2 separate regions of the Homo sapiens genome follow, and region 1 is linked to region 2. A link is a loop called in an ENCODE intact Hi-C map of the cell type or tissue named here. Cell type or tissue: endothelial cell of umbilical vein. All regions are shown on one strand. Links, peaks and the distances in the headings refer to the core of each region. The heading gives the core; the rest is flanking DNA. Region 1 overlaps LOC105376121 (a long non-coding RNA gene). Region 2 overlaps LOC101927603 (a long non-coding RNA gene).

Region 1 (16,366 bases), core at 5,784-10,783, 100 kb before region 2:
ACTGTCAGCCAACTACATAAGGAGAGGAAAACTAAAAGCTCAGACTTGGTTTTTTTCTGCACTTTGCCCTATGAGCACTTTTCTTGTGCTGACTTTAATCTGCATCCCTTCACTCCAGTAAACTGTAACCAAGATTATAACATTTTTTCTGAGTTCTGTGAATCATCCTATTGAATCATCAAACCTAAGTGTGGATTTGACTACCTTGACACAGCAAGGTAGTCAGTATCCCCCAGTAGCTTCTTATATAAAATGAGAGAGTTGACCTACAGCCCTAGATGATTTCCAAGGTTTCTTCAACTCTGTCTTTAGGCGTGCTTCATAATCCTGTGGGTTTTTTTCCTAGTCTCTTGTGTCTTATTGTGCAGTCCCATCTACAGTAGGGACTTCCCGGCTGCTGATCCCTGACATGACCTCCAAACAAATCAACTTTCCCTGGCAGAGAAGGGGATGTAGTTGGATCTCCAAAAAATGTGTTGCAAAGCCTGCAACACAAAATAATGTTCCAGTATCCATTCTCGCCTCCTTCCCTGCTAATAGAACCCTATTTAAACTGGGTACCTAGGAACCTGGAATAAAGAATAAATTTCCCAGCCTGCCTTGCAGCTAAATGTGGCCATGTGACTAAGTGCTGGCCAATAGTATGAAAGCACACGTGTGATGTGGGACTCCTGGGAAATGCCTTGAAAGAAGAATGCTCTCATCACCCCCTCCTTCTTGCAGTTGTGGTGCAGGTATATGGTGACATTTGGGTAGCTTATTGGCCCATAAGGAAGAAACCATGTTCTAAGGATGGCAGAACAAGGACAGGAAAGGAGACTGGCTCCTCGGGATTCTGCAAAGCCACCTGTCAGCTACGAACTCTCTCCTCCACACTTCTTTCCCCTGAAAAACAAACAGAATCCATCTTGCTTAAGCCACTGTTATTTTGGATTTTCTGCCACACAGCTGAGCCTTTCCTAACCAGCACAGACTGCATCTCCCACCTAATGAAAGATTAACAGGGCTCCCAATCTCAGCCCATCCATTGCCTGTACGAGAAAGCAATGATGATTCATTTAAAAGCACTCTATTCGGAATACTATCTTCTCCTATTTCCTACAAATCAAATTACCAAGAGACCAATTGGATTTTTCAAGTCCCTCAAAATGTTCTTTTTAGATGTTCTTGGTATTAAATAGTAACAGAATTTAAATGGCATCAACAAAACACACAGACGTGACTGTGGTGATAAGTTACATAAATCTGTGAGGGAAAGAACCTCACAAGAACATAATAGATGTGACAGAGATGGAAAACAGCAAGTCGGATCTGAGGGATTTGCCTCTGGCTTCTACCACCTGGCCATAGGCAGCCACCTACTCAGGTTCAGGGGCACCTTCCCTGCTCTTAGGGAGAGTAAAATCCAAGTGGATGGGGGAGAAGGGTGGCTGGTTAAAGAACTACAAATCTACCTCAATATTCTTATTTCCCGAACACCCATTGCAGACCCTGAGCTTCTTGCAATCATTAGCAGAAGCTGCGTTTCACTCTTGCTTCGTATTCCTAGTGCCAAGAATGGTGCCGAGCATAGAAACAGTTCCATGCCTGGAGGCCTGGCTTCGAGCCCCAGCTCTGCCAACCACGGGTGCTACTCACCAGGGGACAAAACCTGAGTCCTAATTATGTGCCAGGTACTATGCAAACCACTCTACCTTCACCTTCTGTAACCTTCACAACAACCCTCTGAAGCATTCCTGTTACCATGCCCATCTACAAACGAAGCCAATGAGCCATGAAGAAGGTCAAGCAATTGCCCAAAGTCACTCAGCTCCCGAAGTGCAGAACAAGGATTCGAACCCGGTGGTCTGACTTCAGAGTCTACGCACTTAACCCCCACTGCACTGTAAGCAGAAAGGCATGACACAGATGTTGTTATTGCTGTTGTTACAGGCTCAAAAGAAGGAAGGAAACTAACAATGCGGGGAGGCTGTAGCTAGGCCTGGGTCAGGATGAGGTTTGACATCATATCTATATTATCTCATGTATTCTGCACAGAGACTTATTCCCAATATACAAATAAGGGAACTGAGGCTCAGGAAGGTAAACAAATCCCCCAAGACCTCAAAGCCTAGTGGTAGCATCTGGATTTCACTTCAGGTTTCCCTGGTTTCAAAGCCCATGCTCTTTTCATTCCTCAGAGCTACCTCTCAGCCCACTGCAGAGAGGGTGACCATCAACTCCTCCTGGAGACTAGCATTTGAGGTTCTAAGAGGCAGCCATTGCCACTGATGAGAAAAGCTTTTTAGTTGTATTTATAGAAATTATTTACATCTGAACCCATAATGTATATGTATATAAAATATATACGTATTTGAGGCAACACAAAGAGACCATATACACGGGTAAGAAAATAATTATTGCAGATGGGAGAATAAAATGTTGCTAAGTAGTGTGGATAAAATCTTTTGGGTCTGGCACAGAAGTTGTTAAGGGTCTGAGTTGGCAAGCAGGCTCACAAGATGCAAATAAGCTTTCATCTTCTCCCATGTTGACTTAGCCTTATGGAAGGCCACAGAACTGGAGATACAGCAGATGTAGCATTCCCAGCTCATGAGAAGCCCAGCAGCTACCCAAGGATGCAGCTTCTTTTACCTCCTCACCCACATGGGACATGAACAGCTGGTGTGGATGAGAGCCAAAGGGTGGGGGTCATCCGACACAGAGCAGCACAGCCACCCCAATTTCCCACCAATCTTTCATACCATGCTGATCAGCAGGCCCCAGGCCCACATGCCAACTCAGAGCTCATCCAGCCCGGATGAAGTCTCCCAGGTCAGAGACTTCACAGACACAACATCCCTCATTTGTTTTAACTGCCATTTCCACAGAACAGCACTGGGGAAAAAAGTCTGCCTCTCAAGTCACCCAGGCCTGATGTTAACACTTTAGTCTCAGGTATCAAGCTAAGAGGCAAGAGCATTCAAGAAGCAACATTGGGTCAGATTCAGTGGCTCACGTCTGTAATCCCAGCACTTTGGGAGGCAAGTTGGGAGAATCACTTGAGCCCAGGAATTTGAGACCAGCCTGGGCAACATACAAAGATGCTGTCTCTACAAGTGCAACAACAAAAAATAGCTGGATGTGGTGGCACTTGTCTCTAGTCCCAGCTACATAGGAGGCTGAGTGGGGAGGATCAGCCTTGGAGTTTGAGGCTGCAGTGATCTATGATTGCACCACTGCACTCCAGCCTGGGCAACAAAGTAAGACCCTATCTCAGAAAGAAAAAAAAAACAGAAGCCATGTTGCATAGTGTGTGCTCTACATTAGTGTTATGGGTTGAATATTTGACCCCTCCAAAACTCATGCTGAAATTTAATTGCAATGTAAGAGTAAGGGGAGGTGGGCTCTTTAAGAAGTGATTAGGGCCGGGTGCGGTGGCTCACGCCTGTAATCCTAGCACTTTGGGAGGCCAAGGTGGGCAGATTGTCTGAGCTCAGGAGTTCACGACTAGCCTGGACAACACGGTGAAACCCCATCTCTACTAAAACACAACAAATTAGCCAGGCGTGGCAGTGTGCACCTGTAGTCCCAGCTACTTGGGAGGCTGAGGCAGGAGAACTGCTTGAACCTGGGAGGCGGAGGTTGCAGTGAGCAGAGATCACAGAGCAAGATTCCATCTCAAAAAAAAAAAAAAAAAAGAAGTGATTAGGCCATGAGGGTTCCACCCTCAGTGTGCGTTTAATGATTTAACGCCTTAATTAAAAGGCATTTTAGAGCAGCTCTCTCTCTTTGCTCTCCCGCCTTCTGCCATGAGACAAGAAGGCCCTTGCCAGATACCAGCACCTTGATATCAAATTTCTCAGCCTCCAGAATAGTTAGCAAATAAATTCCTACTTATTAAAAATTATCCAGTCTCAGATAGTCTGTTATAGCAGCACAAAACAGACCACAACAATCAGTAAGAACTATGCTGGGCCAAAAGTAACAGAAAAACTCAACCCATGTTTCTTAAACACTGGGGGTTTATTTTTCACACAGCAGAAGCCCAGGAATGCAGTCCCGAGCTGGTGCAGCTTCCCAGGGGGTAAATCCCAAGGGTATGGACTTCCATCCATGCTTGTTGCTTTGCAGTTGCCATAGAGACGGAGACGCTGCATCCCCTGGCCTCACATTCACATGACAGGCAGAAAGAAGTAAGAGGAAAGGAAAAGGGGGCAGAACCTGTAAGAAGAAAGCTTTTGCTTTCATTTTGCAGATGTCCTCTCACATTTCATCAGCCTGAGCTGTATTACATGGCCACCATCAGCTGTGAGGGAGTCTGAGACAGCGATCATGCTTAGCTAGGCCCAGAGCTTCCCCCAACAAAATGGGGTTCTGTTCTTAAAGAAGAAGGGGAGATTGGACATTGGCAGGTTGGATTGGTAATATGCAATTTGTTACATATAACAACCCTGAAAAAAATTTTTCACACCCACCAGGCCCCACACAATTTTGGATAGCCCGCTCCATGTGCACAGGCCTCTCAATGAACAAAGCTTTCTCCTTCCCCCAGCCCCAGCTTCTCCCTCCTGCCCCCTACAACAGAATACAGGAGGCTAAACAAACCCAGGTGTCTGTCCTCTGCATACCCACTTCCTTCCACTAGCCACCAGCCCTTTAAGAAAACCACCAAGGAATTTATATTCCAGGCCTTGTTCTTAGAGCTTTGAAAAGGGCTTGATTTTTACAACTGGAATTTGGAAAGAAGGCCCAAGGGCAGAGCATTTTTCCAACAGAGTGAGAGCCAGCCACCAATCCCTCAGCAGGCCCTCAATTTGCTTGGTTTTCTTATTTTGACAACTAGATGCTGGCCCCTAAGTCATGCTGTAAAAATCTGTGGCTACCATGGCATGGATATTTCTTAGGGTATCTTGGAGCTATACGCAGAGTCTACATTGGTCAAAACTGTCTTCTTTCATATGTAGTGAGCTCTTTGACATCGGAGACAGCCAGGAAGAAGTTGGCCGGTCACTTCTTAAAGACAATAGAGTGCAACGTATCAGAGAAACGCTGGACATTCCTTCAGTCTCCAAGAGTCAATGATTTGGATCTTTGTGGTTTGTCTTCATTTCCCTCTCTTAAAACAGCATCAAGCAAAAGTCATGGGGCTCCCAACAAAGGGAAAGATGAATCACAGGGTTTGGAGACTGGGTGAAGGGAAGTTTGGTGGCAAACTCATCTTGAAGTTGGCTGGGATAAAATTTGAGATGGTTCTCCTGGGCACCAATGTGGAAGTTAAAAAAACAAATTTCCTGAGAAGAGATGCTAACAGCAACTTCATGGGGGAGGTGGTAGGTGGGTATTGGGGGTCACCTCTCAAGGACTCCCTAAACCACCTCAGATTTCAGAAGTTATGAACTGAAGGGACAGGAAAATACAGTAGCTATTGTTAATTTAAAAACTGACAAAATAAAACTAACATGTCTTCAGGTGGGGAAATCTGGAAATGGGAAGAGAAAATGTTACAGAAAGAAAAAGAAAACAGCCCTAGTGTAAAATTTTTAAAATCTTAACCCTAGGGTTTTAGAACCTAAGAGTTCTATTAATAAGGCACAAAAGTTCCTAATGTGCTCTAAATCACATCAAAATTGCTTCTACACATGTGGATTTTAAGATCATAAGGAATATTTGGAGGAAATATTAATAAATAAAATTCTCTTTTTTGCTACTGGGGTAATGTTTAGAAAATTACCCATATGAGGCAGACTGATACTAAAAATGACCTCAATTCTTCACCACTCCCCACACCCACATTCTTTATCATGTGACTTTGCTGCTCCTCCTATCAAGAGATGGAGTCTATTTCCCCACCCTGAGATCTGGGCTGGGATCTCTGGCCAATACAATGTGGCAGAATGAAGGTGTGTCAAATCCAAGTCTGACCTCAGAGATCTTGCTCATTTCTGCTCTTTTTTGGAATGCTACCTCCACTGTGTTAACAAGGCTGGGCTAGCCTGGGGAAAGAGGAGAGAGCTCAGAGACAAGAGCTCATTTGCCTCAGCCAAGGCCATCCTAGATCAACCTACAGCCAACAACCTCTAAACATGTGAGAAAAGTCAGCCAAGATCAGCCAAGCTGCCTGCCTGACCCACAGCTAGCCTCAGATGCATGAAGGAGACCATCCAGGAGCTGAAGAACCCAGAGACTTGGGCGCAATAAGAAACGCTTTTTGTTTTAAGCCAGGGTAATCAAACTTTTTCTATCAAGGGCCAAATAGTAAATATTTTAGACTTACTAAATATTTGGTATGGTCTCTGTTGCATATCTTATTTTGTTTTCCAAACGCTTTAAACATGTAAAACCATTCTCAGCTTGTGGGTCCTACAGAAACATACTGCAGGCCACAGTTTGCCACTCTCTGCTTAAGCCATTGAGCTCTGAGATACTTTGTTACACAGCAGAAGCTAACTCATAGACCACATGGTTTTTATTTGCCCTTGTATCTTGTTTTCATGCAAAGAGAAAACTATACAATGAGGGTCATTTCCTCCAGGAGGGAAGGTTGACTGCTACCAGAAACAAAGAGGTCATTGACCAATGTTGCACCTCAAAGCCGTTTTCCTGGTTCCTTTAATAAAATAATCACCTGAACGCCAGTCTTTGGGATGAAAAAATGATTTCTAAATTTCAGGGACTGATGGCCAAGATCCCGGGGGACTCCAGAGGAAGACACTAGCATATAATCCCAAAATGTTAAATGGGACCAGTCTTTCTTCAGTGGAAATGATTTCCAGAACAAACTGGGGCTGTCATCCTGCAGCAGAGACCAGCCAGGATCCAAGGACAGAGTGAGTCAGCCCCTTCCTCTACAATCATGAAGTCATAGAAACCCAGCCCTCTAAACCTCTAGCTCTCATTTTGTGGAGATATAAAGAAAAGGGGGAGGAAATAAGAAAGACTGAGCATGTATCTTAGTCATGCCTGTAGAGAATGAATAGACTATTTAAATTATTGGATTGGGCTGAGTTTATTGGACTGGACTAAATTTATTTTTTCCTTGCTACTCAGTGGGTTTGGAGACTTAAAAGGATGATAGATCACTTGTAGGAAATGATAGGACTGTTATGGCTTCAATGTTGTCCCCCAAGAATATATGCCACCCACCTTATTTGGAAATAAGGTCTTTGCAGATGTAATGGCGCTAAGATGAGTCATTAGGGTGAGCCATTAGGGTCATTATGGCTGTGTTACAAAAAGAGAAGAAGAAAATGACACCCAGGAGAAGAACGCCATGTGTCAACGGAGGCAGAGATTAGAGAAATGCGGCCATGAACCAAGGAAGGCCAAGATTGCGGGCAACCCCAGAAGCTAAGAGAAAAGCATGAGGCAGACTCTTTCCCAGTGCCTTCAAGAGAGCATGGTCCCACCGACACCTTGATTTCCAACTTTCGGCCTCCACAACTGCAACAGAACGAATATCTGTTGTTCTAGGCCACCCAGTTTGCCGGCATTTATTACAGCAGTGCTAGGAAACCAGCACAAAGTTTTTTGTTTGTTTGTTTGCTTGCTTTTTTGACACAGTGTCTCGCTCTGTCACCCAGGCTGGAGTGCAGTGGCGCGATCTCGGCTCACTGCAAGCTCCGCCTTCTGGGTTCACGCCATTCTCCTGCCTCAGCCTCCCGAGTAGCTGGGACTACAGGCACTTACCACCACGCCCAGCTAATTTTTTTGTATTTTTAGTAGAGACGGGGTTTCACCGTGTTAGCCAGGATGGTCTCCATCTCCTGACCTCGTGATCCACCCGCCTCGGCCTCCCAAAGTGTTGGGATTACAGGCGTGAGCCACCGCGCCCAGCCAAGTCTATTTCTTTAAAAGAGATTATTTACATCTTTTAATTAACACCAATGATTCTTTCAACACTGCTTTTCTGAAGTTCCACTTCTGAAATTCAAAGTAGTCCTTGAGGGTCCCGGAACGCTGGCTGGCAGAGATGGAGGCATTACTCTCCCCACAGATTGGTTCACGGTGAACTTAGAGACCTCCGGGGAGGGTATATTCCAGTGGCTCCGAAGACCTCTGGTTGGTTTTGGATTTGGTTTAGAAGAGTTTAGAAGGGTTTAGAAGGGAGCAGCTGATAAAAGGAGCATTTTTAGAAACGGCCTGCCTTTTCGGGGTCCTAACTTTGGTGTGCACTGAGGTCATCTGGAACAAGTGTTGGGAATGGAGATTTCTGAACCTCATCATCAGAGATTCTGGTTCACTTTGTCTAGAGAATGAAATTCAAGAATCTATATCTTTAGCAAGCACCGTTTAGTGACTCTGGCACAGCCGATTAAAACGCCTTTCCCCAGAAAAAGCCATGGAGGGATCCCACAATTCAAAGTGGCAGAGAGCTCCCATTCATTCCCTGGCCGCTTGGAAGCTGCCCTAGCGTGGGGATTGGCTAAGGTGGAAGAGCTTGGGCCTATGGTGCTCCTCACCTGCGGGGTCCCTCGGGAGGAAGATGGAGGGCGCTGGAGCAGCCCTTCCCGGTGCTCTCTCTCCCTTCCCAAATGGGGACCCGGGTCAGGACTCTGGGAGAGCGGCACCCCCTAGTGGCCACGTTTAGTTTTCCAGGTACTTAGCAACAGGCACCCGGCCAGCAGCTGAACTCCCCCACGTAAACGGGTGGCACTACATCAATAACACAGGGCAATGGAGCAACTTATTGTGATCTTGACTCATGTGGCAATAAATATCAAATCGGAACACAGAAGCGGAACATCCACAGGAAATGGCAACTGCATTTTATGGGTCTTAAATTTCATACCAGAAGAGAAAATCACTACCGGGCTCTGAAAAGCTGCAGTCAGGGTCTTGTTTTTTCAAATCTATTTCAGAAGAAAGCAAGAAAAAAACTGTAGAAGACAGGGTTGAGGTTGGGGGAGGTCAGGGGAGTCAAGCCATTTGGAAAAGCTCTTTGGAAAGAAAATCTCTGTGTAGTTTTAAGAGGGGAAAATTGAGCAGTGTAAATCAAAAGGAATTGTTTTTTAAATGCATTTGATTTTTTAAAGCAGCCAATATCTATTACAAATAAATTGTATTTTCTCCTTCTTCCTACCCCATTCCACTGATTAAATTACAAAATAGTAAAATAATAGACCTCAAAATTCAGTCTCTGCATCCAATCAATTCCTATTGTTTACAAGCATCTGTGTATTTGTAATGAAATAATTTCATAATTTCACTGAACTATGTGGCAGGCTCTTCACATACCTTATCTCTAATCATCTGAACAACCCTGCAGGGTAGATATTATTGATTACATTTTTCAAGTGAACAACTGAAGTCCAGAGTGATTGAATAAACTCACTAATACTAAGCAGAGCTGGGATTAGGACTCATAGCCTCCCAGTGCCAGAACTCAAGGACAATCTTCTCCAATACTCACCTCTCTGAAGAAACTGGAACATGTCTTGTAATCCCACTTTCCACAACAGAGGTACTGCCAGGAATGACGATGAACATTAAAAGGGTATGAGGGGCTGGACGCGGTGGCTCACACCTGTAATCCCAGCACTTTGGGAGGCCAAGGCGGGCAGATCACGAGGGCAGGAGTTTGAGCCCAGCCTGGCCAATATGGTGAAACCCTGTGTCTACTAAAAATATAAAAATTAGCTGGGCGTGGTCGCGCGTGCTTGTAGTCCCAGCTACTAGGGAGTTTGAGGCAGATGAATCGCTTGAACCCGGGAGGCAGAGGTTGCAGTGAGCTGAGATTGCACCACTGCACTCCAGCATGGGTGACAGAGCAAGGCTTTGTCTTAAACAAAAAAAAAGTTTGTGGCGGGGTGGTATGAGGGATCTTACTGAGGTAATAAAAATGTTCTAAAACTGGTAATGCCTGTACAATTCAATAAAGTTACCAAAAATCATTGAGTTGTACACTTAAAATGGGTAAGGTTTATGATAAGTAAAGCATACCTCAATAAAAAAAATAAAAATACAATGTAAGAAATCACATATTTAAACAAAAGGAATAATAAGAACTCTAGTGATATATAAGAGTTTAAGGGAGATAGATGTGGGTAGATTTGTTTCCTCATCAGCTTGGGAATGAAATTAGGGATAGATCTGATGGAGAGAAGACACCACAGGGCAGGCCCAGGCTGTATCATGCGGCCGACTGTGGACCCCTCAGGCTCTTGCTGTGGCTGAGTTTCTTCCCCTGCGATAATCACTTTCCCATCAGCATTGACAATGGCTCCTTATTTTTCCCTTTCTATCAAAACTTACTTGCAGACTTTTTATTTATACTAATGTGTAAAGGGCTGATTAGTGTTTAAACAGCTCCCCTTTCAAAGGAATTATGTCATTTTTAAACTCCAAATATTCAACCATCCCCTTCCTGATGAAGAACACGAAGAACATGTCACTTAGATGTTCAAGTGACTTCAAAATCAACAAGCAAAATGAAACTCAGTATTACCACATCCCGTGCTGCCCCACTAGCCAAGTTGTCTCCCCATTCTAAGATCCCTAACTCTGCCACCCATATTTCTCTGGCTCCTGCCCCATCTGCTAACATGGGCCTCAGCCAACTCATAACGTACCCCAACTCCAAGTCCTTCCAGCGAACCCCAGAGACGATGTCCTATCAGCTCTCTGATTGTCTGAGGCTGACCCACACCATTCGCCATTTTTACCTCTTCCTCTGCTCCAACCCTCTCCAGTGGAAACACTAGAGTTTTGAGATATAAGCACCATTTTGGCTAAGAACACCAGCCCACTGTGCACCATCCTTTGCTGGCCCATGTTCTGCTCCTGATGGCTCCTTCCATGGCTGCTGGATATGGCTGCCCGCCCAAGGACCTCTGTTGGCACAGGGGAGACTCTGGAGGCCAGAACCGAGTGCTGGTCTGCTCTGAAGTGGGAGAGTTGCTGCACCCTATCAGGAAGGTCCCAAATCAGTTCTGCCTTCCTCTCCGCTACCACATGGAAGTAAATCCAGAAAAATCATCGGAACAACATCTTCTCCTCTGAAAGCCCACCTAACAAATTGCCTTCCTGTAATAAATGAAAATATCAGCAAGAGATCATTTTTAATCTCGATAAAAAAAAATCCAAGCACTTTGCAGTGTGTTACCCCGAGCAAAGTTACACTGGAGGCAGCTTTTATAGCTCAACCTGCGGTGACCTGTCCCACTCCAGTGAAGCCTTAAATTACCCCAGCTGCCAGAGGCCAGAATTAATCCCACTTCGCTTTCGATATCCTAAGCACAGAACAGGTATCAGAAGAGGATCAAGTGTTGCAAAGCTGCTTAGTAGTGGGATGTTGTTTAAGAAATACCGTAATCAACTGGCAAAGGTACAATTAACAGACAATTGTGACGATTAATTTTTAAAAATCGGTCTGGATTTGCATGTTGGGAAGCTATGCTCCTTGTTGATCTGGTTGAATTTTGGGGTTTTTGCCTTTTGTTTTTCCTCCCCTGATTTTAATCTCCTGGGCAACACTACGATTCTTGCTTTTTCAATACATTATTCTCTAGCAGCACTTTAAAAAAATCAACCATGTTTTTTTCTCAGTTGAAAGAAGCAACAAATCTGCTTATTTGATTTATGTCTCCTGGGATTCTAAAGAGTTTAAAAATCTAGGATGTCGGCCCTTCCTGTGATCCCACTGCTGGTTGCTAGGATCTCTTGGGGAAGCATTTATTCGCTTTCACGCCCCTGTTGCACTTAGTATCTAGTTCCTAAACAAACTTTCATTATGGGGATTTCCAGGTCGCCCATTCTCCTCTTTATTAATTGCTCCTTTCTGTGTGGACAGGATCTGCCGTGTATTTTCCTAAACAGCTTTTATGCTTTTGTTACCATTACTATTCTGAGGAAAGTGAACAAGGTCTTTGGAATTACCTACCATGACTTAGAAAATAGGAAAAAATATATGATCCCCGTGTAGTGCTATTTTGCCAAGATCCCACCCATCAGAACACCTAGATGAAACAGCTAAATGTGTTCCCCTGTCCTGATATTCACAGCCTGGCAACCCATGCAGTTTGAGACTGGGCCCAGACAGCAGTAGACACACGGCCAACAAGGGAGACGTTCTCCAGCAGGTAAGGTGCCCCCAGTGCTTCTTGAGTCACAGACAGAAGAGCACCTTGTTGTGGTCCCCGTCCTTGCAGAAGGTTAAAGTCTAGCTGGGGAAATTAAATCAACAGACAGGAACCTATAGGATAACAGGGAAGTGACTGCTAAGCTATAGGGGGCTGATTCTTAGGAAAGCAGGAGTGTGGAGACAGGAAGTGGGTGAGAGGACATGAGACTGAAGCTGGACATTGAATGAGTAGGATTAAATGAGGCAGAGGGAAGAAAGGAAAGCAAAGAGGGTGCACAGTGAGAGAAAAGACACAGAGAAAGCTGGTGTCGGTGGGGGAGGGAAACGGACTCAGTCAGGGCCTGGGAAGGAAGAGGAGAGCACACTCGACCTGGGATGAGCGCAGGGTTTAATAAAGGCACTGTCTGCAAGAGTGATAGCAGGTGGAACGAAACCACACCCACATGGGATGGCAAAGGCATCCTTGGGCTAGCAACAGTCAGAAGCTGTTGTCCCCCCTAAGCCTAAAGGGACAAGGGGAGAGAGCGAGTACCAGGACTCAGAGAGGGTAGGTCTCTAGAGAGGGCCACCTGGTAGCCCCCATGGCCTTTGTAGAGGGCAGCAGCCACTCCACAGAGAGCCCGCAGGAAGTAAGCCAAGTCAAGGCATAAGCTGACTGCTTGCCACTCTCCACCATTCTCCAGTCTCCTGCTAGTGCCTTGCACCAGCTAAGACCAAGCAGTTAGCAGAGACCCGCTGGTGCTTCTAAAGATCTGAGGTAGAGACCCAGAAGAAGAATGGCCCAGAGTGGACCTGGAGGAGCCAAAGGAAGGGAGCCAGCACAGATGAAATTAACCAGAGCCAGGGCACCATTAAAATCCCACTGCAAACCTGGTTGTGCATGAGGGGCATTTCAGTGAAATGAAGCAAATGGGACCCCTGAACAGGTAAGCTATAATCAGCCTTTTTGTCTTCCAGGTCTCTGCTCAGATATTAGAGGAAGCAAGCCCCTCACACGCCAAACACATTCTAAGCATCACCCCTATTTGGGTTTCCCTCCAGCGCTTATCTGAAATTATCCTGTTCCCTTTTTCACAGATCGTCTGTTTCCAGGAGGATGGATTTCCTAAGGACCCCTGCACTGAATGCAAGCCTGCTGGGGACTCCACCTGCTGAAAACAGGACAATGATCCCTGGCGGATGAAAACTACACAAGCCAGACAAAACATGTGCTAAAACGCACCTCCAGTCTACAGAGGAGGAGCAGGAGGCAGAGCAAGAAATGGGAGGAAGAGGACTGGTGCGGTGGCTCACGCCTGTAATCCCAGCGCTTTGGGAGGCCGAGGTGGGCGAATCACGAGGTCAGGAGTTCAAGACCAGCCTGGCCAACATGGTGAAACCCCGTTTCTACTAAAAATGCAAAAAATTAGCCAGGCGTGGTAGTGGGTGCCTGTAATCCCAGCTACTCGGGAGGCTGAGGCAGGAGAATCGCTTGGGCCCTAGAAGGGGAAATTGCAGTGAGCCGAGATTGTGCCACTGCACTCCAGCCTGGGCAACAGAGTGAGACTCTGTCTCAAAAAAATAAATAAATAAGTAAAAAAGAAATGAGAAGAAGGGAGGTGACAAATGCCTTTCCTCCCAGTGTCACATCTGCTGCCCTGATGCTGCTCCCAGCAGGTAACCATAAAGCGTGAGAGGGAGAGCTCTATGCGACTCCAGGGAGATTTCTCTGCCCATCCTTAATGGAGAGCTGGAGAGAGCCACAGATCTCGTGGTCAGTCGCTACCTAAGCAGCCCCTCTCGTTTGCTGAAGCACCCTGGGCAGGTCCCGTAAGTCAGGCCTTTTCCGGTGAAAGGGTCCTGAGCCATACATGGATAGATGCTGCACCCAGTTCCTGGAGGAGGAAGGTCTATTCTGACATCAAACAGTCCGTCAGCATCGCTGTTCTAGAAACTGCTAGCATGATGAGTGGGCCGCACAAAGGTAGCGGGGTAACGATTAGCTCATCTCTAATTATATGGGATTTACGATTAGGCAGCAAGTTTATTTTGGAACACTGCAATAACAAGACGCACAGCAGTGGCGAGGACGAGGGGGTGGAGTTCTAGCTTGGCCTTTAGAATATAATAGCTTGTCATTGCCATGGAAACCAGCTCCCTGGGAGTTCGCAGGCACCTTATTCTATAATTATAAGAGATCTGATAAGGGGTGGGGGGATGGTGGTGTGTATTTTTTTTCTTTATAAATTGTATTCGGTAGCTGAAAATAGAAGAACCTAGAGAACAAAGCCTATTATTAACCACCATCCGCTAAGAGGCGGCTGCACTTCAGCTGCTTGAAGGGGCTGTTCCTGCAAGTTCTACAGATGTGCCAGGATGTCAGAGGTGGGTCAGGACTGCGACCCTGACAGGGGAGGGTGTGTCCAGGCAAGCAAGGCACAAGCACAGCTTCAGACTGAAATGGGCTCCTTCTCGTTCCCCAGCACCCGATGGACTGAATCCATCGTCCAAGGTGGGTTGCACAAGTGCCCAACCCCAGGGAAATTCGCAAGGTCTCCTCCATCCCTCTCCTTCCTTCCCTGACATTCCCAGATTCAAAGTCTGGATGGAATCCTGGCCATCTCAGCCACAGGACTTGGAACAGGTTTCTTAAGCTTTCTGAACCTCTGTTCTTTTGTGATTAAAGATTGCTGTGAGGATTAAACAAAAGTAACAAAGACGAAGGGAATGTGTCTTTGGCAAACTGTAAAGTTTGTTGCACACAGCTGGACTATCTGAGGAACTCAGCCAAACCAGCTTTGGAAGAAAATCACCCTTTATTTAAAAATCAAACCACCCATTTTCAGGTTGAGTGATTTTATCAGTAACCCCATAGTAGACATTAAAAAGAACAGGAATGTCCTGTCATTATTATAATAATAACTACAATAATATCTTTCATTTGTGGAATTTTACAGTGTTTGTTTTCACTGCATTTTATTGAGGTTGTACATTATTTTGATGGACTGAGCACTTCTGTGTTGATTCACTTATAAGGAAGCCTGGGCAGTTTGGGAAGCCTCTTTTCTGAAGAGCTTTCCCTTTTTAAAATGAGTCATGGTCATTAAAACTGAAGCCAAGCAGCATAGAGTATGGCCGTGTATGTTAAGGGCACTGAGTCAACAAAATCACCAAAGCTATTCAAATATCTGAAAAGTTCATCCAGTTGCCCTCTAAAAAGCAGGAAGTGAGTGAGAAGAATAGAGAATGTTTTGTTTAATCCATGACCATAATCAACCTACTGTCCAGAGTTAATAATCTTTAAAAGCCAAAGACACATCCGCAGAAGAATATTACCTTTACACTCTTCCCCTACTACAGCTCCCATGGAATGCCCATAGCCTCTGGAAGCAGGAGAGTGTTCTCTGCCCAGTGTCTGCTATCAGTTAAAATTAGGTATGGCTGCAATAGAAACCTGAAAAACCAATGGCTAAAGTGAAATTAAAAAGTGTTTCTCTATCAAGTAACATTCCAGAGGTAGACAGCACCACTCTGACACATTCATGGCCTGGGCTCAACCTCATGGTCCACCAACAGCAGCTAGAGTACTGGCTCTTCCAACTGCATTCCAGCAAGTACAATGGAGAAGGGACAAAGGCAAGGAGGTGGGGACGGTGGAGAGTGCAAGCTTCCTGCCTTTCAAAGAATGCTTTTAGGAGCTTCCATACAACAATTCTGTTCATATCCCATGGACCTGAACATAGGAACATGACCAACTTAGCAATAAGGGAGACTGGAAAACGAAGTCTTCATAATGGGCAACCATGTTCCCAGCTTAAAGTCAGGGGTTCTAGAAGAAGGTGAAGTGCAAACTAGGGAGCGACCAGCAGTCTCCACCCATATCTTTCATACTTTGACTCTGCTTTCACAATCCTTTTTGCCAGGTGACACAAATGAGGTCATCTCCAAGTCTTGGTTCAACTACATGAAACCAGGAAGTTTCTCTGTGGCCTGAGCTATTCTGAGGACCTTGGACTGTGCCACCCAAAAAAACACCACCTCACTTTCGTGGAACACACAGCTGTGTTATGGGAATGACAGAGTAGTTAGAACCCTACCCTTACCTTCAAAGAGCTGACCTCCTACTGTAGTCCTTCTCAATTTCTCATGAGAAGACATCACCAGCTCAAAGCTCAGGGCTGACAACAGCCAGAAACCCAATCCAAACAAAATAAGGAACTAGGCCAAAAAGAGACTTACTAGAGTGTTAAAGGAAATGTAAGACAAGAGGAGTGGCTGGCAAGATGGCCGAATAGGAAAAGCTCCGGTCTGCAGCTCCCAGTGAGA
Region 2 (16,366 bases), core at 6,344-11,343:
CTTCTTTCTGCCCTGCTACTGCTTGTGTACCAGGGGCCCCTTAGTAGCCTTTCGCTGGATAAGTTTGCCAACTTGCAGAAAAATTTCCCATTAAAAAAATTCTACCCCCTCCCTGACTCCCACCTCTCTGCTTTCTGTAGGATCCTACATACAGCAAAGGCTGGGCTGAGCCAGGATGACAAGCTTCTCAGTCCCAGGAGAGGCCATCTAACTCTCACCCTCCCGCCATGCCGCTCCTCTCCTCTGACCCTAGGAAACAGTGGGCATCAGAGGGAGGGCTAGGGTCTTCACTCTCCCTCTCTTCTGGGATGCATGCCTTGTCCCTGGGTCCCATGATACAAATGCTCGTGGCAAAAGTCTCTCCTCATCCATCTTTCCCCACATGGTCAGTCCCTGAAGCAATATGGCCTCTGCATTGGCCCAGTTTTGCCATTAAACTGATCCTCTAGTCCCCAAATCCCAATCCCCACCTCCACTAAGGCCTGGGATCTATGACCTTCCCACCAGAAAACTTTTTCTTTATTGGTTTCCTTGAAGAATTTTGATTTCAATCCCCAGCACTTGTTAAAAATATAGTCCCAGATGGTTCTGTTGCATAAACCAAGATGGAGACCCCTGAATAGAATCTCCACATCTTCTGTAGTAGCTGTTCTGCGGAAATACTACTCTACATATACTGGGTCAGTCTGACTATGCACTAGACATTAGATGACATTATACAATTGTTGATAAATTCTCTTAGGTGCAATCAAAGTGTTGTGAGAGTTCTGAAAATTTAAATGCATAGAAAGAATAGCTAAATTAGGCCGGGTGCAGTGGCTCAAGCCTGTAATCCCAGCACTTTGGGAGGCCAAGGCGGGTGGATCACGAGGTCAGGAGATTGAAACCATCCTGGCTAACATGGTGAAACCCTGTCTCTACTAAAAATACAAAAAAATTAGCCCAGCATGGTGGCGGGCGCCTGTAGTCCCAGCTACTCGGGAGGCTGAGGCAGGAGAATGGCGTGAACCCCGGGAGGTGGAGCTTGCAGTGAGCCAAGATCGCGCCACTGCACTCCAGCCTGGTGACAGAGCAAGACTCTGTCTCAAAAAAAAAAAAAAGCTGAATTATATATAGCAAAATGTAAATAATTGATCTAGATGGAGGGTATATGGATGTTTATTGTACTACTATTTCAACTTTCTTCAACGTTTAATCATTGTCATAATGGAAAGCTGAAATAAGAAAGCAGACAACCAATAAAATATTTCATATAGCTACAATTCATGTTAATAAGAAAAATTAAAAACTTTATTATATAAAGGTTTACCATGTCAAGGTATGCTAATCATTCAGAAATCTAAGAGAAAATCACTCCAGAAAGTGACAAAGATTTGTGCCCTGCGTTGATAATGCAGGTGTGAAGCTGGGATCAGCCTCATAAGCGACGGGGGTGGGTGTCATTCACGCAGACTTTGGGGAGGGCAGTTCAGGAATGTTGATCAAATGCATTTCTCCAGCAATTCCACCGCTAGAAGTTTACCCAAAACAATTAGGAAAACAAAGGGAGTGAGATGCATAAGGATATTCAACATAGTATAGTTTTTAAAAGAAAAAAACAACCCGTAACCAACCATCTCTCAATAGGGGGCTGATATAGCTACACGGTGGAATAACATTCAGCCATAAAAATTAAGGTATAGATCTCTATATGTGTACTTGGAGAGAAGCCTATGGTTGCAAAAGGCAGGTCAGTTATAGACAGGCAGATGGATAAAAATCAAGAAGAAATTATAGTCCTCGTGGAGTTCTTTTTTGTTTGGTGTGTTGTTTAGTCTTTAGTCTTTTTATTCCTGGAAAAAATGTAAATGACCATTTATTACTTTTGTAATTAGAAAAAAAAAAACTCTAGCCATTTCCATTTGGGAATTCAAAGGACACAACCCCTTCCACCCAGAGTGAATCAATGTGGCACAGCATGTGTCATGTGGCCCCGCCTGTCCCCAGGGAGAGGACAGACAGCTTTGACAGAGTCCCCTTCCTGCTTTGCCATGGCTGATGGAACACATCCACCAGGACGCCTTCCAGGGGCTGATGAGTTAACCACGTGTGCAGTCCGCGGCTTCTCAGAAAGAAGAGTACACACTGTTATGATCTTTCTCTCCAGGCATGCCAGCCTGCATTTCATAGTTTGATTGAAATTGTGCCATCCAGTCTGTCTCTTCACAAACAAATGGAATATTCTGAGCTGCCAGCATTTGGAGGCGCACAGCTTGCATCTTTTTATGAAGAAAAATAAACACTGTGTATCGTAACAACCAAGTCATGATGGATAAAACATGCCTGCGATCGAGAACCACTTGCACGGCCCACGCCACAGACTCGAGGCAGGTGGGGAACGGCTGGACAGTGATGGAGAACAGGCTGCGGGCGGCTGGCCGAGAGAGATGAGTGGGAGCCGCGTGTGGACGTGCCATCAAGGAGAACTCTCTTTTCTGGTTGCATCCCCGCCATTCCTGAAGAACACAGGCACGTGTTGTTTACTCCATTGGTGACAATTAGTGGTGGCGTCCGGTTCCCTTTGTGCTTCCAGTCATTACTCAAATGCTTCAAACTTGTCCCATCTCCTGGACATCCTTAGGTTGTTTTGTGGACTAGAAAGAATTTCAAACCACTCACATGTGATTTGCCAACTCATTCCTTTGGACAACTGCTTTTCATAGCCCCAAAGTCCTGGAGCAGTGGTGCTCAGGGTGTGGTCCCTGGGAGCATCAGCATCAGCATCAGCATCCGTCAGGGAACTTGGGAAAAATGAAAATGCTTAGGCCCAGCCCCAGAGCTGCTAAAGGGGGATGGGCAAAGGACAAAGGGCAAAGAGCTCACGTCAAGTGAATTTACACCCATTTACACACTTTCTAGAAGTTTCATCCAGTGAGGTCTACTTAGGTCTCTTTGGCCGGAACGGTGTCATATGGCCGCTACTCACTGCAAGGAAGACTAGGGAACAGAGCTTTTGAGTTGGGCCCGTTAGCATCCCACCAGCCCTCTGGACACACACACACACGCACAGACGCACACTCACGTGCGCACACACACATGCACACGCGCGCGCGCGCACACACACACACCCCCATTAACCATGGTTCTGTCAGCAAGAAAGGAAGGCAGGCTGTTGAGTAGGGAAGTGGGAGTGCCTGCCGGCGTTCTCGTCTGTCCCTACTTCATCCTTCCTCTCTCACTGTCTTACAGCAAAGGACTACAGCAAAGGCGCGTTCAGCGCCTGCGCGGCCAGGCCCGGGGTGCTGGGTTGCGGCTTCCCGCGGGTAAACCCTGTCGGTACCCGATCCCCGTCCGCGGAAGGCCAGGAGAACGCGGTTCCCCTTCTCGCGTCCTCTCCCTTCCCGCATCTGTGGATAACTCTTCCCGCATCGGCCTCTCTCTGCTGACATTAGAAAGACGTCCCTACGCCGCGGCGAGCTTCCTTTGCCCCTAAAAGCACTCCCTTTCTGTGTGCAGGAAACCGCCCCCGACTCCGCGCGATCGCCCTGTGCGCGCAGGAGTGACAGGCGCCCCAGCTCGCGCTCTCCAGCCCGCCAGGGCCCGGCTTTGGCAGACCCGAGGCTCCTCACCCGCCCTGAGGGACGGGTTGTACTTACTGAGAACTGATGCTTAGTAAGCTTAAAAGCCCCAGAAAGGAAGTCTGTACAAATCCTTAATGATCCAGTCAATTGTCGCTGCATAACAAACCACCCCAGAACCGGTAACTTGAAACAATCACTTATTCTCTCATATATGGTTCAGGGGTTTTCTGGCTTTAGCTGGAGGTTCTCACGGGGTCTCCCACGAGGTTGCGGTGGTCAGATGGGGTGCATCGTCTGAAGGCTCGGGTGCCTCGACGTGCCAGATGGCTCCCTCCCAGGGCAGGTGTGGGTGCTGCCTGGCAGCTGAAATTTCCAGGGCTGGAGACTGAAGTGTCCGTTTGCACATGGCTTCTCCACGTGGCTTGGGGTTTTCACAGCATGGTGGCTGGGTCATGAGAGAGAAGGTACCAAGAGGCCCACACTGAAGCTGGAGGGCTGCTTATGAGCTTGCCTCAGCAAAAGTCCCAGCCACATTGTATGGGTTAAGCAAGTTACTTAGGCTAGCCCAGTTTCAGGAGGAGTGGAATTAGATGCCACTCGTCAATGGGAATTTGTGGCTATCTTCGATCTACCACACTTTGTTTCATAAATAAGGAAACTGAGACCCAGGAAGGTCTTATCCATAGTCATTCACGCTGTTAATGGCAGATTCTGGACTGATACCTACACCCCACCCACCCCTACCCCAGCCCCACAATCTTCATCATTGTTGATAAAGGTGTAAAGTAGTTTTTTGCTGATAAACACAAAGATTATTATAATTAGAAGGGGAAAAGCCCTCCTTTAGGTCGAAATTCCAGGCTGTGTTTTAGGGACTACTCATCGAATATAGAATTTTTCACAAAACTTCATAAGATCCCTCCCTATTTCAAATATGATAGGGATATGTGGCTATCTGTATAGATACAAAATTCATTCATAACAAATAAAAGCAGCCATAACCTCCCGTGGCCACTCAACTCAAAACTAGACCCTGGGGAAATTCTCAAATTATCTGTGACAAGTATTTGCCGAGCCTCTGTATTTTGAGTATTTTATCAAATACACCATAAAGAAGGTCTCCCCCTGTGGAAGTCTGTACTTTAAGGCCAGAAACAGAATAGAATGGGTAGTGCTGTCTTAGAAAGCCAACTACCCCAAAAGATGCCCTCACCACATCCTTCCCAGATACTCCACTATCAACCCAAAACAATAGAATTTCTGCCAGAGTGTCTTCCTCATCATCTGTGTGGCAGAGACTTTAAGATATCCAAAAATCTATCCTCCAATTTTTCCCACAAGTTTCATCTGGCCATATGGCTGTTTGCATGAGAACTCTAATTCCCAGCTGCTCATGCACCACATTCGGACCAATAGAAGATGTACTGAGGTAGGTGTGTGCAATGTCTGGAACCAGGACCTCAAAGGGAAGGAGTGCAGCCTCCACCTCTCTTCTGCCTTTTCTGCTGGCTGAAATGCCGATGTTCCAGTCAGAGGTAGAACAGTCCTCTGACCCACAAGATGGAAGCCTGCTGTAAATGAGTGTGACAGTCACTGGTGCTGCTTGCCATATTCAGTTCTCATTGCTCTGTGGGAACACCTGTAGGAAGGTTTCTGGCCACTGAGTTGCATGTATCACTTCCAGGCTGAACATTCTATTGCTGATGTAAGGCGTTTGCTGTGGCTGCCAAAAACATTACAGATAGTGGCAGTTCCTTCAGCATGACTCTCGGAAAAGGACAATGCCTCTTTGTTGATCTGCAATAGACAGCTAGCACAAGGGAGAAATAAAACCTTGTTGTTTTCAGCCACTTAGATGTTTAGGATTGTTTGTTTCTGCAGCATAGCCTAGGTTTTCCTGACTAACACACCAGGTAACAAGGTAGAAGGGTCTTGGGTCCCTAAAATCATAGCACCACGATCGCTTCTGCACTGGTGGTTCTTTAGCGACCAAACGATCTCCTTGCCAATATAATCATCTTTAAGGGACCAAATTTGGAAGTTGTTTTGGCTCCTGGTGATTAAAAGGGCACCAGAAACCTGAACTTTGAGTGCTGAGCATAGTTGAACGTGCAAGTTTGAAGAAATAGAGTTTAATCTCACAAAGGAAACTCTGAAAGCCAGTGTCAAACCCACACTCCACCCAGCATGGTAAGGGAGCTGGGGTCTTTATTCATCAAATCCTGAGAGTCATTGGTTGAGTGTGGCTCCTAATTTTTTAGCATTTCCAGCCTGATGTGTTGGCAGCAAATAAAGTCAGTTTGGAAGACAGAGAAAGCCTTCAGGTGAAGCAATGTAAGTGCTGGCAGTGTTGAAAGTTGGCCTGTGTGCATTGAGGAGGTAAGAGCAAGAAGATATGGACAAGGCACCACCAGCAGGTGCCATGTTCTTCTAGTTTCTCCACCCTATCCTTAGCAGGAGCCTCTGTGTGCAGGTGCTGACAGGAAGAGCATCTACAATCCAGCAAGCACAGCCACATCTGAGTAAAACCCCAGCACAGCCCAGACCCTGCTCCCCGTCTCTAGCCTTCTTGTTTATCCCTTACATATTCTGCAGTAACCAGACTGAACATCTGTAGCTCATCCAATATTTGTGTCTGTCACTCTCTAGCCTTTTGCATATTCTGTTCCTACCGTTCAGAAGTCCCTTCTCTGGCTACAGAGGCTGAAATTCAGACATAACTTCCCCAAGAAAGACTTCCCTAGCCACTCAAGTCCAAGTGAGATGCCCATCCTCTGAGCTCCCTTTGCCCAGGTCTCCCAGTGTCCACCCCAGCTTATTTGTCCCCTTGCCCCAAACCAATAACCCCAGACAAAATCCTGACTAGCAGATGAAGCAAGTAGGTCTAAATACTAACACTGCAGTAGGCAAGAATCTCATTCTTGCAAGAGGTGGACACTCCTCCCATGCCCACACAGCACCTTCTGTGAAATAACTGTCCCCAAGCACCTTGCTTACTGGATTGGCCATTTTTGAGACTCTTTCTTTCAAAAAAAAGAGGTCCCAGGGTGGTAGTTGCTACATGAATCCTGAGCAGAAGACAGCAGCAAGCTGGTCAATCTACAGATTTTGTATAATGATAGAGAAATTACCATCCACCCCTTCACACCTACCCCAACCCAAAGCTGACCCAATGCTCCCTCTGACTGGAACAGGAAGCTGTGGCTTCCTGCACCATGTTCTAGAAACAGTGTCTCTTCTCTCCCACTCAGTGCCTCCTCCCTTTCTTCTGTCCTGGGAACTTCCTGGGAAAGCATCATTTTTCCCCTAAAATGATAATCAACTGTCTCCAGCCTCCTTATCATAAACAAATAAGAAACACAGATAAAGGAGCAAACATGAAATAAGATGTTAAAGAATACAATTCTCACCAAGAGCCCAATGGACTCCCTAGAGCTTCCTAGGTTGCAGTGGTTTGAATGATGGCATCCACTCCAAAATTCCAATTGAAACTTAATCTCCAGTTTAATGGTATATTAAATTATGAGGGCTCTGCCCTCATGAATGGAATTAGCACCCTTATAAAACAGCTTGAGGGAGCCCTCTCTTGCCCTTCTGTCCCTTCTGCTGTGTGAAGACACAGCGTTTGTTGCTTCCAGAGGATGCAGCGATGGGATGCCATCTTCGATGCAGAGCATAGCCCTCACCAGAAACCCAACATGCTGAACTTGATTTTGGACTTCCCAGCCTCCAGAACCATGAGAAATAAATTTCTATTGTTTATAAATTACCCATTCTGTGGTATTTTGTTATAGCAGCACAAACAAAGATATCTTTTGTCTGAAAACCTAAATGCCAAAAGCAGGCCTGGGTTATTCTGGGAATATTGGCCAAAGAAGGTTGGACCTGCCTCTAAGAGACTATTTACAACCCCGAATGCAAAACCCAATCCCCAGTGTCCCCTGCCAGTGCATGGACTACATCAGGGTCTCACTCATCTGCAAGTAGCACCACCATTTTCTGAAGAGAAAGAACTCCCATTCCCAAAAGGAACAGAAAAAAAAAATCACATCTATACTCTTTCTGCTTCCTGTGACTTTCTTTCTTCTTTGTTCTTTTCCTTACTTGAAAGCAGTAGGGCAGAATTCGTTTCGGGGAATCCTTGTAACATTTCTTCCCTAGTAAAAAATAGGGAAAAATAAAATATGGTCATAAAAAAACAAAGTCAAAGGAAAGGAGAGAAGGGAATTAATAATATTTGTTTAACACTTAGTATATGTGCAGTATTGTAATAGCTGTTTTCAGTCGTTATCTTATCAGTACCCACAATCTTCTGAGGTAGGTATGACCCTACTTTACAGATGAGACGAATGACAATCAGAGAGGTTCAGAAATTTGTCCAAGATCCACAGCAGAGGTGGAAAACTCTAATATGATCACTCTTCTTTTTTATCTCTTTAACATGGCCAGCCATCTGCTCTCTCCAATGCCAAGTCCATCTGCTGTCAGAAGGCCTCAGCTCCCCTACCACAAGTTCACCCAGGTTGATCCAGGCACCTAGTTTGCAGAAGCTTTCATGTCTGTTTGACAAAACACAGGAAAGAAAGGCACTCCAGGCACAGTGTGAGCTACAGAGCTTTCTGGAACAAAGGGTTTTAAACTCACCTTTTTTGAATGATCTCAATTCTGAGAGAAACAAATAAAAACAAGAATTTTTCAGCTGTGGTCTGTTGGAATAGCTGGGCACTTTTCTCGGTATGTGACATCATTTTCCTTCCAGACTTCCATGATAAAAATAGCCTGGCAGACCCTTTGAACCATTGTCTTCCTGAAACACAATGTGGATTGTGTGTGTGTTTACCACTTTGAAGAAACACTTTGTGACATAAGCCATGCTGACAAGCTGTTCCAGGGGCCTGACTGACACACAGCAGGATCTGTACACTTGTTAGGCTTACACTGAGAAGACACACACACACAACACACACACACGCTGCTCTTATGTGGTCCAGCCATCTCACACTCAGCACGAGGCCCCCATTCTCTCTCTCCTAGGCAGGTAGATCAGGAAGATGCCTATCAGAATTGTAAGAAACTGCCATCTTAAATTTTCTAACTGCTTTCCTATCTGGGTGGACTTAGTACATCCCGTCTGTGGACTCTGTCACTCAGGTGACCTCTCTGGGCTCTGGAAAGGTGAGGTGAGTAGGCCTCCTCTGTCCTGGGGCCTTGACAAGGGCTCCCCCTTATAATAGCACTTTAGATGGAGAGCTGGTTGCTGGAGAGGAAGTGAGGACACTTGCTGTGCAGCGTATTTTGGGAGCGCAGGGAAAGGAAACAGACCTATGTCTGCGAGACTCACAGTATTAGAGCCTCTCGGTTAGACTGAAACATTCTGGCCAAGACCAGCTGCTCCACCCCTCCCCCAAAATCTTCAGCTCAACAGTCACCAGGGCATGAAGCCACTTGACTAAGTCTCATAGTCACCTGTCAGCGGCCCCCAGCAAGGGCTCCACACCCAAGCCCTTCCCATATCTGGATGTCCATGGCTACCCCGTATCCACAGGAGAGATGGCAGGACAAAAAGGGAGGAGTCATGACTGGCCCTCCCACCAGAGCAGCAGCAGAGTGGCCTAAAGGTCTCCAACAAAAGTGAATCTAAGTGTTCAAGGTGTATACCCTGTGGGTGGCAGTCACTCCTGCACTCCCCATCAGAATCCTTGGTCAGACCCAATGTACCAGCTAGTTCAACTTTCTCTAAGCGTCATCAGGCCCATGACCAGCAGGAAGTGGTGACCAGCAGATGAACCTACCCTTAGTCTAGTGCAAGGGCAAGTGGACACCCCAGCCAGGGGAGTGTAGCCCCACCACCACCCCTATCTTCATGCGCAGGCAGGCCCCAGGGCCATCAATGAAGAGGCAGCATGGCTGCAGACCACCACCAGCCTGCGGTCTCCTCCTGTGCCACCTCCAGCCCCCACTTCTCCCAACGATCCCTGGAGAGGAAGAGGAGCCCCAGGTTTGAAGTGACTTTAAGGAGTATCTGTCTGCTGCAATCTCTGCAATCTCTGCCTGCAGTCTTGCATAGATGGGGAACTCACTCTTCCTCGGTCAGCTTATTCCACCTCCAGCCATTTCCTTACTTCAACCTCATACTTCACCCAGGACCTCCAGGGCCATGTGGAGCCAGTGCAATCCTTTGAACACCTGGACCTACCAATCACGCTGCTCTCAACTCTACACGGATATGAGCATGAAACAGTTTTCTTTTTCTCCAGTGATTTTCCTCAGTCCTACCTCGTCAGCTCTCCCATTTCCTTCCCTTCATGACATTTTGCAGATTTAAGCTCAAATTCTGTTTAAGCCTCATCTTCTTCCTTCCTCTAATACTTGCTTCAGAGAGGCCCTGAATGTGTACGGGGAAAGGGTCATGGTCTATTTCTGAGTCCTTCTTCTTCAGGGCAGCACTCTTCAGTATATGTCAGGGTGAGGGGCTAAGAGAGGAAAACCAACCACTGTTTCTTTAGTCACTTGGGTCCCAACACAGTCCTCTCCCTGTTGGTTGCCTCTGCTTCCCAGGCTAAGAGCTGGGGACTAGATTTGGCCCAGCTGCAAACCTCCCTATTGGTTGGCACAGCTGTTGGCACCTCCTGGGACAGGTGTTTCAAGAGCTGTGTGTCTGAGTCTCAGAAGACCCTGCAGAGCCCTTTGGATGGCACAATTCTTTGCAGTCTCTCTAGTGCCCTCGGCTGGAGTCACCTGCATGCATCCCATGGCCTTGCAGGAGCACTGGCCCATCCGTTGGGCAGTAACTCAAGTGGGACACTGGAGAACCATCTCAATCCCAGCTGCCTTCCACAGGATGCCCTCCCTGGGCCCAGGGAAACCCTTGCATTCCTGCCTGCCTCACCTTTCCTTTAGGACCCATCGGCTCAGGGCATTTTGATCATCAGTAATCCCATATCCACTAAAGGTGCAGGTGAGAACACAATCAGTAAAAACAGCCTGAAAATTCCACCTTTCTGACATTCAAAAGTGAAGATGGACAAAATCACGCCAACAAAATGGCACCTTGTAGTGGATTCAAAACTGTAGGAAAAGGAGAATATGTGGCAGGGAGTGCTATGAAGTGAGAACATCCACATATTGTGAATAGCTCCATGCAAATATGGGCACCAAAACTGGCTGAGCTATGTGGTCCCCCTTGGGTCGGGCAACTTCCCAGACCACCTGGCAGTCATCAAGGACAGCACTGGGCTGCTTAACAATCTCATTTTATTATACTTTATCTCTTTTTCTCCAAAACTGAAACCAAACTATCACTCTACACTGAATATTAGCCACATGGAAAGCCTTAAAATTCAACCCATTCTCAATAATTTGACTTTTTTAAATGGGGAAGGTATATTGTTCTCATTTTCCTATTCTCATACTCAATGGGGAATTGAAACAAACTTTCCATACACTTGCAAAAAAATATATAAAAAGTATCACCTGAAGCTGAAGCCAAACATCAAATATTTAACTCAAGCAATATGAAAGGTGGTCAGTTTTGCTCATGAAAGCAGTCACGTCGTAGTTTCATAAGTGACGTGTAGAACTCATTGCACGATAGCATGGCGACTGGTATTTGGTTGTTTTCTCTTCTCTTCTTTATCGTCCAGTTCCTCTCCACTGTATTTGTGTTCTTTTGAGCCCTAAAAATGCCTATAAGTTTAGCAGATTTAGCAAATTTAGCACCATAAATGTACTATCTCACAGTTTCTTTAAGTCAGACGTCTGGGCATAGCATGGCTCTGCTGGTTCTCTGTGTGGTCTCATAAGGCTAGAGTCAAGGTGGCAGCGCTGCACCCCTTTCCGGGGGCTCTGGGGATGAACTGACTTCCAAGTTCATTCAAGTTGTTGGCAGAATTCCCTTCCACGTAGGACTGAAGTCCCATTTCCTTGCTGGCTGTTGGCCAGGGTCATTCTCAGCTTCTAATCGCTTTCTGTGGCTTGGGGACTCCTCTTCCATCTGCAAATCTTTCTGGCTGAGTCTTCCACATTGAAGGGTTCCTGTGAGTACATTGGGCCCACCCAGATAACCCAGGGCAATTTATTCTAAGGTCATCTGATTAGTAACCTTAATTCTGGCTGTAAAACCCCTTCACAGCAGTACCCAGGTTAGTGTTTGATGGAATCACCCAGGACAGCAATCCTGAGGGACATCTTTAATTTTTTTCTTTTTATTGATATATAATAGATGTATGTATTTTGGGACATATTCATATAATGTGCAAAGATCAAATCAGGGTAATTAGGGTAACCATCACCTGAAATATTTATCTTTTCTTTATGCTAAGAACATTCAAATTATTCTCTACTAGTTATTTTGAAATGTACTATATATTAGTGTTAACTATAGTCACCCTACTGATCTATCGAACATCAGGTCTTATTTCTTCTATCTAACTGTATATTTGTGCTTATTAATCAACGCCTCTTCATCTTTTTCTATCCCCTGCCCTTCCCTGCCTCTGGTACTAGGGGACATCTCCAGAGCTCTGCCTACCACAAACTCCTTTCCCTCCCATTTACTAACTTATTTTTTAGTTTAATTTTCTTCTTTGCATAGATAAAGACCCAAGCAATTTTAGCACGGATATCCACTCTTCTGTTCTGATTTGAGGGGTATCTACATGGTAGCATCTCTGCCATTCAAAAAGCACTGAATTTGCAATCCAACGGCATGGACTTGAGCCTTGGTTCAGGCAAATACATGAATGACCTGCATGCACATCTCTTATATCTGACAGAGGCTCAGTTTCCTCAGTTGCGAAATAGGGATGATACTACATCTCTTAGAGAAGTGTATAGCAATTGAACAAAGTGATATATTTGGAAGTTCTTTGGAACTCTAAACTGCTTTGCACATGTGTGCACATTCAGACATGCACACAAAAACTAGGTTCAGCGTAAACATCACTCCTCCTGTGAAGTCTTCTCCAACTCCTCAAGGCAGGGCTGGATGTCCCCTCTCAGCTCTGAGCCTCCGGAGCCCAGAGATGCATGCCTCTAAGACAGCACTTGTCTAATTCTACCATAATTATTTATTTCTCCCATTAGACTCATTTCCCCTCCAGGGCAGGGGTCATGTCTTATTCACTGCCATCTCTGCAGCACTGAGCGCAGTTTCTGATGTGGAATTGGCACACAGTACATGCTGCTGAAAAAGACAGCAGCCCCTCCCCTCGGTGTCCCAATGCCAGCCTCTGACAGGGTGCTGGGCCCCTACCAAATATCAAAGGCCAAGGACGTGGGCTTTGAAGCAGCCCAAAAGAAACCAGTATCTTCTCTGGGAGGTGAAGAAAACTAATGATTAGTATTCCTAGGTCTCCCTTTGCTGATCAGCAACACACATCCCCCCTACATCTCTTTTTTTAATTTATTTTTAACCTTCCTACTACCTGCTACACAACGTGTCCCACCTCAGTTGAAAGTTGTGCTTTCAAGTCCCCAAAATTGAGCATAAAGATTGATTTCTCTTTATTTCTTCTGCCTCCATACACAAATCATCAAGTCTTGTTTCCAGCTCCGAAAGATTACTCAAATCCCAAACTTAGGAAACTCCAATCCTTTATCAAGACTGCATAACCTTTTCCTCAGAGATTGATGTGGTTTTTATTATACTGGTCAGCAAACAAATTTGCTCTCTGTTTGAAAAGAAGACACTATTCTTACATTCCCAAAGCTGTTTGCTTGAGAAAATAGTCCAGAACAGAAGCTGCAAGTGCCTCTGCTTACATGATATGCAGGAGCAGAAAAGACACATGGAAGATGTCTCCCAATGCTACTTTGAACAGTGTGAAAATTAAGGAAAAAGTAAATCAATTTAAGTATTAGGGTGCATTAGGCTGCAAGTAACAGAAATCCCCACTAACAGTAGCCTAAACAATAAAGTACAGAATAGGAAGTCCAGAGCTGGTTTGGTAACAATACAATGGCAACAAGGACTCAGGCTATTTCTGTTCCACCATTCTCAACTTGCTTCCTGTTGGTTCTCGTTCTCAAGATGGATGCTGCAACTCCAGGCATCACAGCCACTTTCAAAGGAAGGAAGCAATAGCATTGCCAGGTGCTGAAAAGGTGCCCTTTTAGTGAGTCTTTTTCTTTTTATCAGGAAGAAATATTTCCCAGAAGCTCTGTGGAAACCTTCCCTGTATGGCCCATTGGCCAGAACTTGGTCCCTTGGTTACTTCTATCTGTAAGGAAGGCTGGGGAAGTATTTGGTAAAAGGGAATAGGAGGCAGTGATTGGTTTGGATCAATTATGATCTCTCCTAAGATTTATTGCCACCCTGAATAAAACCAGAATTCTGTAAGAAGAGCAGAGAATGTTTGCTGCTCCACCACCTAAGTGTTATGCTGTGCAAGGATAGTGTCTCACACTAATCAGTGAAACTCAAACTTCTTTCAAAGAGAAAGGCAAAGTCTCGTAAAGAACTTCCAATATCAAATACACAGAAGCAGGGCTTCTCCACCTCAATATCAAATACACAGAAGCAGGGCTTCTCCACCTCAGCCAGGAGCGAACATTTGAGTCTCTATCCACTTAGCCTCCACTCAACAAACCTCATCAGCACACACACACACACATACACACATATACACACACACTCATACACACACTCACACACATGTACACACTCATACACACATGCACACATAAATACACTCACACATGCACATACTCATACACATACAATCTCACACACACTACACGTCCACACACTCATACACATAGACATACTCATACACATACACACACACGCAGTCATACACACATACACATTCACACATGTACAGACATACATACATTCACACATATGTGCACACACATGCATATACACACCACACACACAAACACATATACACTGTCACACATACGAATATTCACACATACACTCACACATGCACACATACACACATATGTGCACACACATATACACACACAGATACAGACACACACAAACTCATGTACACAACAGGAGATAAGCTAAAATCTTTGGGATCAGAAAAAAAAGACCATTTGTTTAAATAACTGGTGAATAAGGAAATTCTTTTAATAGGCAATTTTTCTCAAGGAATGTGGCCAAATAGCAGGAATACACATGGCCCTAGAGATGCAGTGAGGCGGTCTGGAGCAAGAAATTCGTCCTAGCGGGGGCAAGTTGTGCTTGTCTTTAGGTGTTTTAGACTCAGGTTGTAGACAGCCCAGCTGAAGTCCCTGCCTTCCTCCTCGCCCCCCTACTCACAGGACCAGATCTTTCTACGACCCCACTCAGGATTCAGCCAACATCCATGGATGGAAGCTGAAGATTCTGAGGATATGAGAGAATATTGGGGGTCTGGAGTTCTGCACTCTGGCTAAGGGATGGCCTGGGACCAGCACAGGAGAGTGGGGGCGCTGGGCAGGACAGACACAGAAAATGAGGCCACTTCCCTGTGGACTGCCGTAAGAAGGCCACACAGGAAAGTCTTGTCCCTTGCGCAGGCTCAGGAAGTGGGTGAGGCAAGCCACGGGCTCAGTTCCTATTTTTCTCATCTCCCTTTGAATCCAGATCTACAGGCCATGAGCACACTTTTCTGAACCCCTCGGTGAAGAAGCTCTCACATGTCAGCAGAACCCAGGTGCGCTCCCATTGATGCACGATGAACCAGGATGAGGCCCAGCAGGTGCTGACCCAACTTGAGGCGGCCAGAGGCCAAGTCCCCCAACTGTCCTCTTGGAGGGACAAAAAGGAGGCACCCTGCCTCACAGATGTCCCAAATGTGAGCAGGATGTGGACACTGGCCTGAAAAGAAAATGGTAGATTGTTAAGATACAAACCATGGGAGCCCCTAGAACCTGACCTATCCTGCCTGTCTCCTTCTCCTCTCTCTCTTTCCCTCCTCAAACAGACTGTAAGGCCTCATTGGTCCCATCTAATCAATCCATGTATGTTGATCCAACATTTCCTTTCCCGTCCCGCTAGGAGGCTTCTAGAACTTTGGTTTGGTTAAGAGAGAGAGTGAGCAAAGTTTAATGTGAGATTAATAATAGTAACAATTATTATAATTATAAGCCAAAGTCCTGCTTAGCACACTTTACATACTTCATACTTCAATGAACCCTCACTTCTACATAAAGAGATGGGTGCTCCAGTTTTCTGCCAGGGCAGGAATCAGTCAGCTGCTGCCTGGACAAAGCTTTGTAACAAACCACACCAAAACTCCTTGGCTCTCAGCGAACACTTATGCTCATGTTCACAGGTCTGCAGGTCGACTCTGGTCCAACAGATCTAGCCTGGCCTCAGCTAGAGCTGAATGTCTCTGCCAGACTGACTCTCCTTGGGGAGGAACTACTCAGCAAATTCATTAATTGGGAATTGGTTTGCAGTTCTGTTGAGAAAGAAAATTAATTGTCAATGTATAGAAGATCTAACTACCTTCCAAAAACTGTGATTCTGTGACAATATTGATCCAGCCTAGAATCCTTAGTTGAAATTTCAAGATTATCATTTGCACACGTTTGTTAAATTCAAGCATGTTATGTCTTAGAAGCAGTGGTAACCTTAGTTTGCCAAATGATTATAGCTGTCTGCCTTCCTCTGGGCTTTGGGAACAGGCTGCCACGGGCTCTGGCCCTGCAAGAGAATGGTCCTGTTTCCGCGAGCTCCTGGTGGGTGTGTTGCCCAAGGACAGCTATCAGACAGAGGGAGATGGGGGTCACATATGAACTCGTCCCCAAGGAGGGGAGTTGAGGGGCAAACCCAAGAAACCCAGCTGGTTGTTGAATCAGAAGTAAAA

What was found. Peaks named below come from ENCODE experiments on the same cell type or tissue, not always from the same donor. Only the 100,000 strongest peaks of a DNase experiment are listed, where the experiment ranks them.
Region 1: a loop joins it to region 2, with 5 times the contacts of the local background. A loop is called at or near these places in 7 of 110 quality-filtered maps.

What each region holds. Positions count from the first base shown.
Region 1 is chr9:85,416,783-85,433,148 of GRCh38, forward strand. The region is part of intron 2 of LOC105376121 (a long non-coding RNA gene); the gene reads right to left. Among named protein-coding and RNA genes, the nearest start is that of AGTPBP1, 320 kb to the right of the region's middle. RefSeq lists an enhancer at 4,192-4,241 and a silencer at 8,478-8,577. In endothelial cell of umbilical vein, for the core only: a CTCF peak has its summit at 8,550 (motif pointing left); a DNase peak (open chromatin) is centred at 8,699.
Region 2 is chr9:85,519,448-85,535,813 of GRCh38, forward strand. LOC101927603 (a long non-coding RNA gene) reads right to left here. Exons shown (of 2, transcript XR_007061633.1): 2 at 14,620-15,958. Among named protein-coding and RNA genes, the nearest start is that of AGTPBP1, 210 kb to the right of the region's middle. In endothelial cell of umbilical vein, for the core only: no CTCF peak of the experiment used is centred there; a DNase peak (open chromatin) is centred at 8,344; H3K27ac peaks cover 1,120 bases; H3K27me3 peaks cover 106 bases.